3 separate regions of the Mus musculus genome follow, and regions 1 and 2 are each linked to region 3. Evidence: chromatin loops called from intact Hi-C (ENCODE). Cell type or tissue: left cerebral cortex. All regions are shown on one strand.

The links. Peaks named below come from ENCODE experiments on the same cell type or tissue, not always from the same donor. Only the 100,000 strongest peaks of a DNase experiment are listed, where the experiment ranks them.
Region 1: it touches region 3 in a loop (6-fold over the local background); 22 of 42 quality-filtered maps call a loop at or near these places.
Region 2: a loop joins it to region 3, with 8 times the contacts of the local background. A loop is called at or near these places in 15 of 42 quality-filtered maps.

What each region holds. Positions count from the first base shown.
Region 1 is chr11:99,147,808-99,152,807 of GRCm38, forward strand. It overlaps Ccr7 (chemokine (C-C motif) receptor 7), which reads right to left. Exons shown (of 3, transcript NM_007719.2): 2 at 1,228-1,277. Among named protein-coding and RNA genes, the nearest start is that of Ccr7, 4.8 kb to the right of the region's middle. In left cerebral cortex, a CTCF peak has its summit at 2,310 (motif pointing left); DNase peaks (open chromatin) are centred at 951, 1,421 and 2,308; H3K27ac peaks cover 780 bases.
Region 2 is chr11:98,919,405-98,924,404 of GRCm38, forward strand. It overlaps Cdc6 (cell division cycle 6), which reads left to right. Exons shown (of 12, transcript NM_001025779.2): 10 at 1; 11 at 1,269-1,409; 12 at 1,712-4,538. The coding sequence ends at 1,801. Among named protein-coding and RNA genes, the nearest start is that of Cdc6, 14 kb to the left of the region's middle. In left cerebral cortex, CTCF peaks have their summits at 876 (motif pointing left), 2,483 and 3,049 (motif pointing right); DNase peaks (open chromatin) are centred at 2,661, 3,069, 3,747 and 4,195.
Region 3 is chr11:99,036,808-99,041,807 of GRCm38, forward strand. It overlaps Igfbp4 (insulin-like growth factor binding protein 4), which reads left to right and starts at 4,437. Exons shown (of 4, transcript NM_010517.4): 1 at 4,437-5,000. The coding sequence starts at 4,690. In left cerebral cortex, CTCF peaks have their summits at 1,699 (motif pointing left), 3,112 (motif pointing right), 3,672 and 4,472; DNase peaks (open chromatin) are centred at 3,137, 3,648, 4,397 and 4,853; H3K4me3 peaks cover 1,840 bases; H3K27ac peaks cover 1,602 bases.

The DNA of each region.
Region 1 (5,000 bases), 110 kb after region 3:
TTCACGAATGGGTCTGTGGCCTTAGGTCTGCGGCCCCAGAGGCTTAAAGGGCTTCTAGACCCTTTGGAGGTCAGAACTCCCAGCTTCTATGAAGTGTGCTCCCACACCACCTCCCTCCCAGTCTTCTCTTCTCCCTCCTGTTCAACACCCCTTCCCCCAAGCTTGCCGCCTCTGCAGCCCACAGCCCCACCACATCCGGCCTTGTCTGAACCCCCCCCCCCCTTCCTCCCAAGTGAAAGACAAAAACCAGCCACAGATGTCTTTACCCTTCTCTGGCCTTCCAGCCAGCAGTACAGGAGGGGCGGGAGTGGTGATGGGGAAAGGGCCAGGCTAAGGGGCTGCAACCCAAGCTCCAGGGGGCCTCTGAGAGGGGTTTGGGGAACAGTGCCCAGCCTGGGGCCTGTGCCTGGCCTGAGCTCCTGGAAAGCTCCCCCTCTGGCCTCCGGACCTGGGAGAAAGTCAAATCCTGAAGCATTGCTTCTCCAGGCTGGCCGTGGCCATTCCCCACCTTGAGAGAGTCCTACCCCAATTGAGGAAACTTGACTCTCAGAGTTTCTCCTGACTCTGGTGGTTGGGGAGACACACGTTCTGCCTCCATTGCTGGGATAGAGAACGGAGTGGGCTCTTGGCTCTGCAGAATTCAGACCCACTATGTGTTCCCTTCACCGTCCTCTCCACCCGGGTCCCGGGCTCCACTCATTCTCCCTCCTGCTCCCCACAGGCAAGCCAAGCCAAGGTCTTTCTATTTTATGAAGGAAAACAGAATGAGATTACAAGGAGACCCTTGGACTGAAAGGCAAGAGGAAGCAACTCTGGGTGACTGGGGAGTAACCAGAGCGCCCGACCGAGGGTCCTTTTCTCAGTTCACAGATGATGTGTGCACCTATGTGCAAAACCAGGCCCACTCTAAGCCCTGTGTTGCACAAGTCTAAGAGATCTCAGACACTGTTTCTGTCTCCTGAGTGAGGAGGTGGGAGCTGGGAAGAACGAGGGTGGGGGTAGGTTACGTCTCCCTGGGCTTTATTTTAAAGGGGGACAATGGAAGTCCAGAGAATGCCTGCCCCCTTCGTGGGGGGAGGCGGGGGGGGGCAAGGGGCCGTGAACGGCAGGTGGGTTTGTGTCTAGACCTTTCGTTCCTTGCAGCGGTCTGTTTGTGTTCCAGCACTCCTGGCTGGGGAGGGGGTGTGGAGGAGGGAAGAGAGCTCTTGCCCTGGCAGGAAGCCTCACCTGGAAAATGACAAGGAGAGCCACCACCAGCACGTTTTTCCTGGGTTTCCCTAGAGGAGACAAAGGAGATGATGTTACCGCCCCGGTAAAAATTGCTCGGTGATTAAGGAGACATTCGGGGGTGGGGCAGGGGCACCATTGGGAACTTTTATCCCAGGCTCCAGGCACCTCGGGCTTGCTGAAAGAGAACATCAGAACCAGATTGTGTGTTTGAACACCTGGCCTGCTGCCCAGCATCCCTGTCTTCACCTCCCTCCCTTCCGCTTCTACTCCCAGGTCTGGGAAAGAAGTAGAACAGCTGGCTCCACCCCCTCCCATCCCCCTCCCATCCCCCTCCCATTCCCCTCCCCCCTCCCCTGCCCTGGCCAGTCTAGGCTGCTGCTGGTTTGCAGTATCCACTGTACCCCAATAACTCCTCCAGACTGCTGGTTCCGCACAGGGTCCTGACTCCCCCCCCCCCAACTTCCCATTCCACATGATGCACAGCCCTGTGGTAGTCGGGATGTATGCACACATGTTCAACACTTCCTTGGTGGCAAGATCCACCGGCCTGGGAGCATTCCTTGATGGTCAAGGGCACAGACAGCCACATGTGAAGCCTCACAGATGTTCTAAGGGCTAAGGAAATGGGAATCTGTTCTCTCTCCCTCAACGTGTTTTCGAATACTCTGCAGACAGAGACCACTGGTTAGAACAGGCTTGCATATGACAGCGACCACTCCTCATTCTGCTCAGAGCTGAGCCTTGAGCCAGCCTGGGCTGTATTTTCTCCTGACAGCTAAGCAAGAGGACAACTGGAAAAGTAATTTTTGCAGACATCTTATGCCCCCCACCCCAGACCTCTACCCCACATACTCCCGTCTCACCCCTGGGGACCCTTGATCCGCCTTCTTTGCTATTGGCACCCCTCTCCAGCCCTTGAATCCCAGTTCTTCAGATCTACAGGAAGAGTCAGACCCTATGGGTCTTGCAGTCCAGAGTAGGACTTTGCTCCCCAATCTGAGTCTGGGGGACCTCTTGAGGCCAGGGAAACAGTTCAAACGCAGATGTTGTTTGTCCTTGGCCATAGCACCACCTGCTGGAGACTAGGCTACATGACACCCAGGGTACCTGACATGTACTCCAGGCTGAGGAGGCTACGCTTGGTCACTCAGTACAGGCAGGAAGGGCATCAGGGTGACCCGGACAAACGTTTTTCCCCTCTACATTCTCCTCCATGCTATGTAAGCACGTCTTACTGAAGCTAACTCTGCCCTCTATTCCTATCTTGCCTCCCTCCTAAATCCCTAACCATAAGTCGAAATCCTAGCTGTAGAGATAGAGAGACGCTTAGGCTTAGCGTGGGGCCCATGCCTCACCAGCTCCATCTTTTTCTGGGGACAGACAGCCACTGTCCCCTTATCATCAGCTTGTACTAGAACGTTTGGAGACAGGAAGGGGAACATCACCACGTGGCTTCACAGCTCATCTCTCTCACACATTCCCCCCCCCAACTGAATTACCCCTGGCACCCCACCCCCACCCCACGAGCTTGAGGTCACATGCCCATTCTCAACTATAGGATTTTCAGGGTCTGATGCACAGCCCGCCCTTCCCTGACTCATTTCGGGGTTCAGCGTTCGAGGTTTCTTTCAACCCATCAACGGCTTTCGGTTACTGTAGAGAAAGCCCAATCTGACTGTCAGGGACGTGGAGAAACCCCTAAGGAACAAGAACTGTTTCTGTTTTACTCTGGGTTCTGTCCCGGTTCTTTTGTAGCCACAAACCCGGAGGGGCTCTGGGGTGTGTGAACAAAATTGATGTCTCATTCCAGGGATACTGGATATGAGGTTGGGGGTGGGGGTTGGGTGGGTGAGTCGGGGTCCTGTAGATCCAGGACAGGCCATGTTCAAGGCAGTTAACAGGAGAATTTGGGGGAATTTGAACGTGTGGTGACAGAGGGACCTGGTCAGTGTTGGTGAGTCAGATGACTCAATAGTCAGAAAGCAACTGCTCTTGAGCTACGGGCAGTTGGGAATGCCAGTGTGGGGGAGCTGTTGATTGAGGTGTTCGGTGTTTCCTGAGTTCTTGGGTTTGCAGAATGATTAAGGTGAAAGGAAAACTCCCTAGCACTCTAGCCCGACACCATCCCAACTCCCCTGCCCTGCCCTGCCTCAGCCTGACACTCAATTCCCTCCCCCGCCCCCAGCTCCCAGCCTGGGAAGCCAGTCGCCTCCTGCTCAGGTCCTAAAGCTCCCATCTGTACATTCCCCCAGTCCCTCCAGGCTGCCCAGGAAACCATGGCTGCTTATCATCTGGCCCGAGAGACACCTCAGGTGATGATTTTCTCTCTGGACCTTCTCAGCCGCTTGTAGGGGACATGAGAAAGGGCAGAGGCTGAAGCAGGGACCCAGCCCGCAGATGGGAGGCAGGGATGTGAGAGCTGGTGGGATCTTGTTATTAGGGCACCAACGCTGTCACTCAGTGATGCAATTGGCACCCACTGAGCTTTCAGTGAAGTGCGCTGTCCACGTGAGACAGGCGCTGCCATCCCCGTCCTCAATGGATACCCTGTGAGACCCCACGTGACAATCAGCCCCAACGGAAGAACTGTCAGCACAAGGCTTCCCTAAGGACACCCAGCCCCTGGCCATGGCCACCTCACTCCTAGCTCCTCTCCCTACATCTCTCCCCCCTCATAACATCTTGTAAGTTCCTTTTGTATTCTAGGAAACAGGCCCAGAGATGTTATGTCGTTCCTCTGGATTCACATAGCTATTAAACAATAGATCAGAGATGGGAAAGGGGAACATCTAGCCTGGGTTCTAATGGCTGAGTCATGTGACATTACTGATGAGCCTTGGGTGTGGAGGGTCCTCCACAGATCAAGGCCACTCTTGCTCTCTCTACTGCTTCTGGCCACTCGTGTCTGTTGCTTCCACATCTCGATCTTCCACATCTTTTGATGTTGGTCCCTCCCCTGTCCTGATACAAGGATCTGTTGTCCCCTACTCCTTCCAAAACACACATTTCATCTATCTGCCCATCTATTTGGAAAAGGGTGGGGGACCTTTGCTGGCCCCCATTCTTTTTAGGGTGGTGTATGGATTCCCTGGTGCTGTCACACAGCGCTGTAAGGGCCACCCCAGTCTAGCTTGTTTCTTGGCACATCTATTTCCCTGACTCCCATCAGCTGACACCATTCCCCCTTCCTTGTTGCTCTATTGCCTTCACCAGAGCTGACTGACTATGAGCTCAAGGTGTGTGCTCATATATGTATGGGTGTGCACACATACAGAGGTCAGAGGCTGACATCAGTGTCTCTCATGGAACCTGGAGTTTGCCAATTCTGAAGACTGGTTGGCCAGCAAGTCTTATTATTCCTGCCTCCCTAAGCAGGCTTAGGTATTACGTGTGTACCTTGCTACAGCCAGCTTTTAAACTCTGAGGCTACAAGCTCAGGTTCCTCAGGCTTGTGTGCCAGTCACGTTCCTGACACTCGGATGCCTCATTTACTTTGTTGGCTTAAGGCTGTAGAGTCTGAAGATCTGGCTACAACCTGGCCCTTCTTTATTAGGTTTGACAACTTCTACACACCCTTCAAAATACAATTGCCATGCTTTCTGGACACGTGTTCACAGCCTTGCTTTTTGCTTTTGAATCTTGTCCTTATGCCCCCTCAGGAGTGCTGTGTCTCTCACTGTTGGTGTTGCGTGTTGACATACATGTTACGTTCCCCACCAGACTCTGTATTCAAGAAGTTCTCAATGAGTGACACATGACTGGAAGACAAT
Region 2 (5,000 bases), 120 kb before region 3:
GGTAAGCTTCGCGTCTCAGCAGGTGGGGCTGAGGCTTTGCCAAAGCTACTTTCCAAAAGGCCCTGGGAATTAACGATGAGTAGGAGGCAGGGCCGAGTGGAGCTTTTGCTACATTTGACCCAGAGCTTGGTCTATGTAGGGAATTCTAGGCCAGCCAAGGCTACACCGTCGTGAGACATTGTCTCAGAAACATGAGTTGAGGCCAGGCGGTGGTGGCTCACGCCTTTAATAACAAAACTCTGGGAGGCAGAGGCAGGTGGATCTCTGAACTCTGGGCCAGTCTAATCCTAGTGAGTTCCAGGAGAGCCAGGCAGGGCTATACAGAAAGATCCTGTCTCACCACCCTTAGCCCCCTACCCGAAAATTTAAAAACTGAGTTAGCCATGAACCAGATAGAGCGGTACCATACTTGTAATCCTGGTAGCTAGGAGGCAGAGCCAGGGTGATTGCCAGCCAGGGCTGTGTAGAACCCACCTTTGTCTTTGCATCTATGGTCCTCCCCCAACCCCTCCCCAAACTTACGTAAAGTCCCGTTCCTAAGTTCTACCTTAGAGTAAGAAAACTGGGCAGTCACTAACAACTGCTTGTGCGGAAGACCCAGGTTCCATCCCCAACACCCACATGGTGGCTCACAAACATCTGGATCTGTACCTTTAGTGCCAGGGGATCCAACAACTCTTCTGTTCTCCGTGGGCATCTAGGCATGAGCATGGTACACATACATAAATGCATGGCAGCAAAACACAAAATAAAATAAATCTGGCTCAGCAGTTAAGAGCATTGACTGCTCTTCTGAAGGTCCTGAGTTCAAATCCCAGCAACCACATGGTGGCTCACAACCACCCGTAATGAGATCTGATGCCCTCTTCTGGTGCATCTGGAGACAGCTACAGTGTTCTCACATATAATAAATTTTTTTGGTTTTGGTTTTTGGAGACAAGAGTTTCTCTGTGTAGCTCTGGCTGTCCTGGAACTCACTTTGTAGACCAGGCTGGCCTCGAACTCAAATCTGCCTCTGCCTCCCAAGTGCTAGGATTAAAGGCATATGCCACCACTCTAGCTTTTTTTTTTTTTTTTAAAGAAGAATCACATAAAGTATTGGGGGTTCGGAAGGTCTGTTGCCAATTCGAGGGGTCAGTAAAAGTGGGAGGGGAGATATTCAGATAACTTAAGACACAGTTTCTGGGCTTCTTTCTTTTTGTTTTTCATCTGTAAGGTTATGAGATGTGGCTTGTAAGTGACACTTGTTCTCCCTCATTTCCTCCCAGTTATATGAAGCCTACAGTAGCATCTGTCGCAAACAGCAGGTGACGGCCGTAGACCAGTCTGAGTGTTTGTCCCTTTCAGGACTCCTGGAGTCCAGGGGCCTTGTGGGATTAAAGAAAAATAAGGAGAGCCGCCTCACCAAGGTACAAGTAATGGCTTTTTGTGCGTGTCCCTGCTTTTAATTGTCCTGTCTTGGCGAGCGTGTCCTCTGCCAAAGTAACGATTAGAAGTGACTAGTGAACAGTTTGCTTTTCTGCCAGCTAGGGCTTAGGATGTGAGGACAACGGAGTGATGTGATTCGGGCCATTGAGGATGGCAGCAGTTAACCTGTCCATTTGAGGAGAATGGAATATGATAGGGGGGTGTAACAGCGTGTGCGCCTGCAAGTGTGTGCATGCGTGAGCGCCGATGTTCGTCATCACAGAAAGACCTCTTCTCTTTCCAGGTGTCTCTGAAGATTGAAGAAAAGGAAATAGAGCATGTCCTGAACGGCAAAGCTTTCACCGGGAACATCCTCGCTGCTGGTCTGCCCTGAATGGCTCTTACTCATGGCACTTGCAGGTGTCCCTCCCACTGGCATTTGAGAGCCCCCAGAATCTTCATTTTAGTAAGGTCGTTTGGAAACAGTTACGGCCTTTTTTACTCCGCACCAGTAAATTTTAGTGTATGGATTCATGAGTGTTAGCGCTGGCTGATATCTTTGGTTCTTACTGGTTTTACCCATAAAAATGACCGAGTAGCTGGGTGTGGTGACTTTTATGCCTGTGATCCCAGCACTTGGGAAATAGAGTCAAGAGTTAAAGGCCATCCTTTGCTACATAGTGAGCTTGAGCTGGCCTGGACTACATGAGACTCTGTAAGAATAAAAACAGTGGCCCTTTTTAAAGCAATGTTCAGTACTTTTCCCCTTTCACATTCCTAAACACAGTGCCTACGAGTATATACGGACTTGTGTTGGAGAGTGTGTGTATGTATTACCTCTGTCTACAAAGGATATATTTTGTAAAGAACTTTGAAGTTTAGAAGGATGAAATGGAATGATCCAGGAAAATTTACGAGCCTCCGTGGAAGGGCATTGTGTTCAGAGGATGCCTCATTCATGTGACAGGTGTTGCTGCCCTGGACTTTTTAAGGACTGATGAAGAATCTCCCGTGCTCCCCACCAGTATGGGGGTGACGAGGAGAATAACTACAGATTGTGAATATATTTATTTTCAAGTTTCGTTTGTCTGGGCTGCATTTGTTGTCTCTGGGTTTTCGGGCACATAGGTGTTCATATCCGAGTCAAGCAGCAGGAGTCGCTGTTTGCCTTCTACGGTGTGGACCGCTAGGACTGAGCTCGGGCCATCAAACTTGGCTGGCGACCAGCGCCTACCCTTCAAGCCATTTTATGGGTTTGTGTTCGTCTTTTTAAGCAGCCACACTCCATGGTAGCTTAGGTTTTCAGAGGTTAATAAGAAAATACCTTCTCATCGGGCCTTGGTAGTACACACCCTTAAATCCCAGCCCGCAGGTGATAGATAGAGGCAGGCGGGTCCCTGTGTTTCAGACATGTTCCAGGACAGTCTGGTCTACAGAGACTCCAGAAACAACAACAACAAAATTAAAAATAACTAGCAAGTGGAAATACTCTCTCACACTTTGCCTCAGGGTTAGCTTCCCTCAGACAGAGCCATTGTTTCAATAGGATGCAGCTCCGGATGAATTTTCATCTGAGCCCCTCTTTCTAGGCTCCCTAGAGAAGTTCATCTTCCTGGCATCAAGTGGCAGTTTGTGACAGGGACACCAGAGGGCACCATTACAACGCCGCTTTGAAAGTGTGGCCCGGGCAAGGGTGGTTTTGAGGGAAGGGGCAGGAAGGTGCCTGAGTCCGACTTGTTTGGGAGGTTGCTGATGCATTCGTACCTGGCTAAGTGCTTGGGAGCAAACCATGCCTGGGATGAACTGTCTGAGTCTTTGCTTTTCTCCAGGCGAGGCTGCTGCCCCGATGCCTGATCCGGCCCCGAGCTTGGGAATCTGATATGGGTACAGGAGATCTGTTGGCCACTGTTTGATGCAGCCTGCACATTATCCTTGTAAAGCGATCTGAACCCCACAGCAGGTGGGATGGGATGGGATGGGATGGGATGTGCTGGGATGAGATAGGAGGGCTCGCTCGACGCCCTCTGAGATGCACACTGCCCACTGCAGAAGACTGTAGAGAGGAGATTGGATGCCAAGCACTCACTCATAGAATACACATTCCCTCTGGGGCGGTGCACAAGACCATACTCTCCCAAGGAGTTTGGAGAGAGTCTGGAACTGTAAGGGTTAACGAGCACAACTGTAAAGATTGTCCGAAGACTGATGGGAAGCAGAGACCGAATGGGATTGAGAACAGATGTGAGGCTTGATTTAAATTACATTTTATTGGATGCTGCAGCCTTAAGAGACGTGACTGCTTTACAGTTTGTTTCCACACTGTGGGCAGCTGCTGTCTGTTCTGTGTCCATAGTAGGATCCTGCCCAAAGAGGAGCGGCCTCCCCGCCTCCGATGTAGTTGAGGCTTGGCGCCTTCCTCTTAACTGCAGGGCTTGAGTCAGGAACAGGGTTTGACTCTCAGTGGGACTGGGCTGTATCCTCCCTGGCTTCTAGCCAAGATTGCATTTACAGATTCAAAGGGGCCAAGTTCCTTCCCCTCTCTCTGTCTTCTCCCCATTTGGAAATAGGGCTTTCTGTGGACTGTTTTGTTTCCTTCAGCACACACACACACACACCCCACACACACTGTCGATTTCTAGGTCATTGCTACTCTTAAGGCTTCAGCAATTGGAACAGGGTGGGTTGTGTCAGTGATGCGTGAAGCAGACTTAGAGTCCCTGCTTGGCTTCCGCTGCCCTTGTGGGAGCAGAGGCTGATGTATGTTTGTCAGCAAAGTCTTAAGTGTAATTCAGACGCCGAGGCGGAAAGGAGGAGAGAGGCCTTTCCTTGCTGCTTTTTCTCACCGAAGCTGGAAGCTATGGGAAGGTGGTGGGAGTTTAAGTGGAAAGGGATGGGCCTGTGGTTGCTAGTTTTTGCCAGGATCTTAGGCCACATGGCGTAGTGGCAAAGATGCTGACCTACATTTCCTCCTTTTGAAGACACTGGGGTGTGTGTATCCTGGTTTGTCATTATTATTATTGTTATTATTGTTGTTGTTGTTATTTTAAGAACCAGATTAAGTTTCCATAGTGTCAGGTATCGCTATGGAAAGAACATAGACTCAATAAAGTTGGTATGAATTCCAACCCCAAGATGCCTCTGCCATTTCTGGCTCAATGAAGACTTGCCTGTGGCTAGCTAATTCCAAGAGTGTGTGAGGTCCAGCCTAGCTACCCAAAAATCAGAAAACTTGGCAGAGCCCTTTTCCTTCCCTCCCTTCCCATTGCTCCTTGCCCCACCCCCACCCCAGCGCAGGAACATCACCACTGAACCACATTCTCAGTCCGCCCTGCCTGTACGGACTTTCTAAAGATACACAACAAACTAGACTTGGTGGTACAGGCCTGCAGTCCCGGCTACACAGGACAAGTTCAAGGCCAACCTGGACAACTTAATAAAAGAGTTCTCGGGCTTGCCTGATAGGCACAAGGCCCTGGGTTCAGTCCTCAGTGCTGGGGCTGGAAAGGAAAGACACCACCAAAAACCAGACAGACAGACAGACAAACCTTGACAGTTCAGTTGGCAAAGTGCTTACTGTGCAAACGGGAAGCCCC
Region 3 (5,000 bases):
CCAGCCTGGTCTACAGAGTGAGTTCCAGGACAGCCAGGGCTACACAGAGAAACCCTGTCTCGAAAAACAAAAACAAAAACAAAACAAGAGGCCTGAGGCATAGTCCCATACTGATGCTGCCTCCACTGACTCCCCGTGCTCCGCTTAAACTCTGTGTCACAGTCTTCTGCCCTTGATTTCTGTGTAGAGTCTTTCCGATGGCTGATTCAAGGGACAGTGAGGCATAAGAGCTAATTGTGCAGACTGGAGCCAGACAGCTTAGGTTCACATCTTTGTCCCTCGACCTGCTATGTGACTTTGAGTAAGTTATGTAATCCTTATGTGCCTCGCTTTTCCTGTCTTAAAAAGACAACACTGATAACGCTGACTTCATGAAGCTCCCTGTGACACGGTCAATGGGAGTTAAAGGGTTAATTCTCATAATTATATATTTTTGTCTATCCCATCAGACAAGATGCCCCCGAGGGCAAGCTTATCAGATTGGGTGTTCCCTGAGAACAGAATTTTGTTTATTTATTTATTTATTTATTTATTTATTTATGTATTTATTTATTTATGAGAAGGTCTCACTATATCCTGGAACTCACTATATAGACCAGGCTGGTCTCCAACTCACAGAGCTCCCCTCCTGCCTCTGCCTGTGCTGGAATGAAATATATGCACCACCATGCCCAGTCACAACTCTGTCTTTATTGGCTTTGAGAGCCCCGACCCCTACCCGCAATCTGTTCTCTGAGGTCAGCAGAAGCCTGGAATTGTCCCAGGAAGGCAGCTAATGAGACTGGCTGATCATCAAGTCAGGGAGAGGATGGGCAGGAAGGGGCTGGATGGATGGGGGGGGGGGGGAGAGTTTCCTCATCTGTGCATCAGGTAGAGTGTCTTCCCAGGTCCCAGGAAGCAGGGACTGATAAAACCGTCCATGCTCCCGCCCAGGCAAGAGCAGGGAAATAGGATTCTGCTTCCCAGAGGCACATTACAGGAGCGTCCAGCCCACAGGAGGCGAAGCCAGGTGGAGGGACCAGCCTGTACCAGTAACTCTGCCCGTGGATTTCAGACTCCTCCCTTTCTTCTTGATTGTTTGAGACAGAGTCACTGTATGGCCCAGGCTGGCCTCTCCTAAGTACTGGGAGTATAGGCCTGGGCAACCATGCCTGGGTAAAATGACCTTCAGGGGCTACAGAGATTTGAACCTAGGACCTCATGCGTGCTAGGTAAGTACTCTACAAGTAAGCTATATATATCTCCAGTTCTCAGAACCCCTGTCATTATCCCCTCTTGTTTTCTTCTAACCATTCTCCATGGTTGAGCCCATGAATTTTGCCCCTTCCCACTTCCTTTTTACCTCCCTTCCTTCATTTCTTCAATGATGAAAATTACTTATTTATATGTTAAATGGGGACCTGAAGACAGATGGCTCAGCTTCCAGAGAACTCCAGTTCAGGTCCCAGCAGATCTCAGGTGGCTTACAGTGCCTATAACCCCAGCTCCAAGAGATCTGATGCCTCTGGCCTCTCTGCCTCTGTGGGTTCCTGCACTCATGTACACATCCACTTAACAGACACACACACACATAATCAAAAAATACTAGGGCAGGCTGGAGAGATGGCTCAGCGGTTAAGAGCACTGACTGCTCTTCCAAAGGTCATGAGTTCATTTCCCAGCAACCACACAGTGGCTCACAACCCTCTGTAAAGGGATCTGATGCCCTCTTCTGGTGTGTTTGAAGACTGCAATGGTGTGCGCATATAAAATCAATCTTTAAGAAAACCACTATGACTTGGTAGCCTGTCTTCTATGCTAGCACTCAAGAACCAGAGGTAACTGGATCTTCAAGAGTTCAAGGCTAGCCTGGCCCACATAGTGACTTCTAGGCCAGCAAAGGTTACATAATGAGACCTCCCGTCTCAAAATAAATAAATACCAATAAATCCATTTTATAAAGATGTTAAGTAACAGATCTATAATTGTAAAGGGCTCTGCTACAACTTAACACTCAGAGCCCTGGCTCTGACTACTGTTCCTCCTATCTCCTTGAGCAGCTTTTACTGCTGAGAGGCACACTAAACCAAGAGAGGCTCCAGTTTGGTGGAGGAGACACAGGTCGCACCATCAGAAGAGCTCCTATAATCTGGGATGAGTTCCTAGCAGGGGAGGCCTAGGAAGGACAAAATGCTTGGTGCCTATCTCCTTCTAGGCACTTCTCAGAGATGCTTATAAAGTCCCTTTTGCTTGACAGGTCCTGAAGGTCCTGAGCTTCAGCATCCCTAATGAGGGCGAAGTGACAGGCTGGATAATCATCTAGTCTGACCATGCTGATACCAGTTTAATTTTATTCTTGAGCACAGGAAACTTGGCTTCAGGTCACATCAGCAGTGAATATTTCTCATGCCCCAGAGGTAGAACTGGCTTCGAGTGCCTCTGGGTCCCCATGTGTCCCATATAAATATCTCCTAGAGCGCCTGCCCATGTCTTAGAAAACTTATTTTCATTACACACTTGTCTTCTCTCTTCTTGAGGCAAAAGTCCTGGGATAATAAGTGCTTAGTGAATGTACCTTATGTGGAGAGTCATGCTTGAGCCCTGACTTCCCGGGAATGGGGTGGGGGTGGGGAGACACCAGAGGAAGGTTTGGGGGCAGAGGAGGTGTTGGGGTTGCAGGATGGGGGCCTCTGTCTCATCTAGAGACCTTTACAGAACACCCACTTTCATCAGCACGCGCGTCTATTCATCTTGGGTTTGCTGTCTGGCCGGCAAGTTGAGTGCTGGGCCTCAGAACTGTCCTTATTGGTCCTTCTTGTTCCCACAGGAGCTCCAAGAAGTGGCATAGGCTTCCTTTTAGCTAGACACCAACTTCAACTTGGTGCATTAAGTATAAGGCTGACTGGGTTTAAGGACGAGGATGGGGGCAGGGACTGGCTTCCGAATCAAAAACAAAACAAAACAGAAGCAAAAACAAAAAACCCGCTGTCTTCCCCCAGGAGCTTCAAGAACCCGTTCTGTTCACTTTTCTCTATGGCAGATGAGACAGGAGAGACCCAACTTTATCCTTGCGATGGGACTGAGGGAAGGAATCCTATCACTTCAACCCTCCTGCAGTCTTAGAGGTTGCCAGTAGGTGCCGTCAGTTCGCAACTTTTTGATCAGTCTTCCAGGTCCGGGTCTTGGTGCCTTTCTCCCTCCAACCGCGCCAACAGTCTGCGGTGCAGAAAGTGGGAGGTGGCCTAATTCCTCCGAGGCTGAAAGACCCCGACTCTGGGACAAAGAACCGGAAGAGGTCTAGGAAATCTTTAGGTTGGTTGCTCCTTGGATGTTTAGCCCAACCCTTCCGGACCCCATCCACCCGCAAAATCCTTCGGTCCTCCGACTGTGCCTGGACAGACACAAGAAGCGAACTCCTTGGTTGGGGAGGATGAGGAGGCGTAGGGAGAAATGAAAAAGAAGGTGGTAGGAGGTGGGTCTCTCCTCCAAACGCGACTCTAGATCAATTCCCGTTTCCAACAGAATTGCTGCGAGGGGAAGGGATATATTTATCAATAATCCCTTTATCACCCAGGGGCAAAGTGGCGTCGGGAAAATTAAAAGGCCGCTTCTCTTTCTGGAAATCTTTGACTGCCATCTACTGGGAAACTGTTGCAGTAACTATGCAAACACACAATGAGTACATGAAGTGGAGCCCCCTGGAGTTGTTCGACTCACATCTTGTACAAAGCCAATGGCAGTCTCCTTCCAGAATCTAAGCAGGGCGGTAGAGGGAACAACATCTAGGAAGGAGGAAGAGGCTTGGCACTTTGTTCTGGAGTTCTGGAAGCAGAGTGCAGCAAGGCCCAAATGGAACCAGGGGCGGGGGTCAAGCGACAGGGGTTCAGGGGCAAGTGAGAAGACTGCCTATTAGCACCTTGAGGCCAGAACTCTCCTGGACCCTTTACAGAGTGCTTAGTCGCCTTGTCCCACTTTAGCGCGGTCTCTAGAGGTTGACTGGACATACCCGGGGGGTGGGTGGGGGTGACCGGAGGACTCTGGCCAGGGATGGGAACTGAACAAGAGAATCTTGAATCCGCTATGAGGTCAGGTTTTCTGTGGCAGCAGGAGGATCTCCTAGGTGTCTGGGAAGGACTCCTTCGAGGTCGAGGGAGGGGGGCAAAGCAACATCCCCTTCGTTTCCCCTCGCCCTGCTTCCTCTTCAGGGTCCAGCTCAGAGGCTCTCCGCGCGCAGGCCACCGCTTCCAAACTGCGTCGCTTTCTTCGGCGGGGCAAAGGACTTTCAGATGTTGTAGCGGTGGCGGCGACTCAGGCCAGCGCCCCCTCCCCCCTAACGGCCTCTTCTCCCGCTCCATTGCTCCAGTTCCCCCTCGCCCTCCCCTGCTCTCCCACCTCGGGGACGGCGCTGGGGGTGTGGCCAGGGGGCCGGTATAAAGTCCCGGGAGCCGGTCCCGGGCAGCCGCTCAGCCCCCTGCCCCCCGCCGCCTGCTGGGCCGGCCGAGGATGCAGCGCAGCGCCTCGGTGGCCAGGCTCGCTCTGCTCCAGCGTGCTTGCTAACTTCCCCGGCTCCGTCTCTGCCTGCCGGGGTCGCCCCGTGTCCCTGCGCCCTCCGGGTCTGGTTCTCTAAGCTCTCTGGGCGCTGCCTCCGGGTCCCTTGCAGCCCGCTCGCGAGCCCGCGCTCCCCTCCTGCGCCCCACCCTCGTCCTCGCCATGCTGCCCTTCGGCCTCGTGGCCGCCCTGCTGCTGGCCGCAGGGCCTCGGCCGAGCCTGGGCGACGAAGCCATCCACTGCCCCCCTTGCTCCGAGGAGAAGCTGGCGCGCTGCCGCCCCCCCGTGGGTTGCGAGGAGTTGGTGCGGGAGCCAGGCTGCGGTTGTTGCGCCACTTGCGCCCTGGGCTTGGGGATGCCCTGCGGGGTGTACACCCCACGCTGTGGCTCAGGCATGCGCTGCTACCCTCCCCGGGGGGTGGAGAAGCCCCTGCGTACATTGATGCACGGGCAAGGCGTGTGCACGGAGCTGTC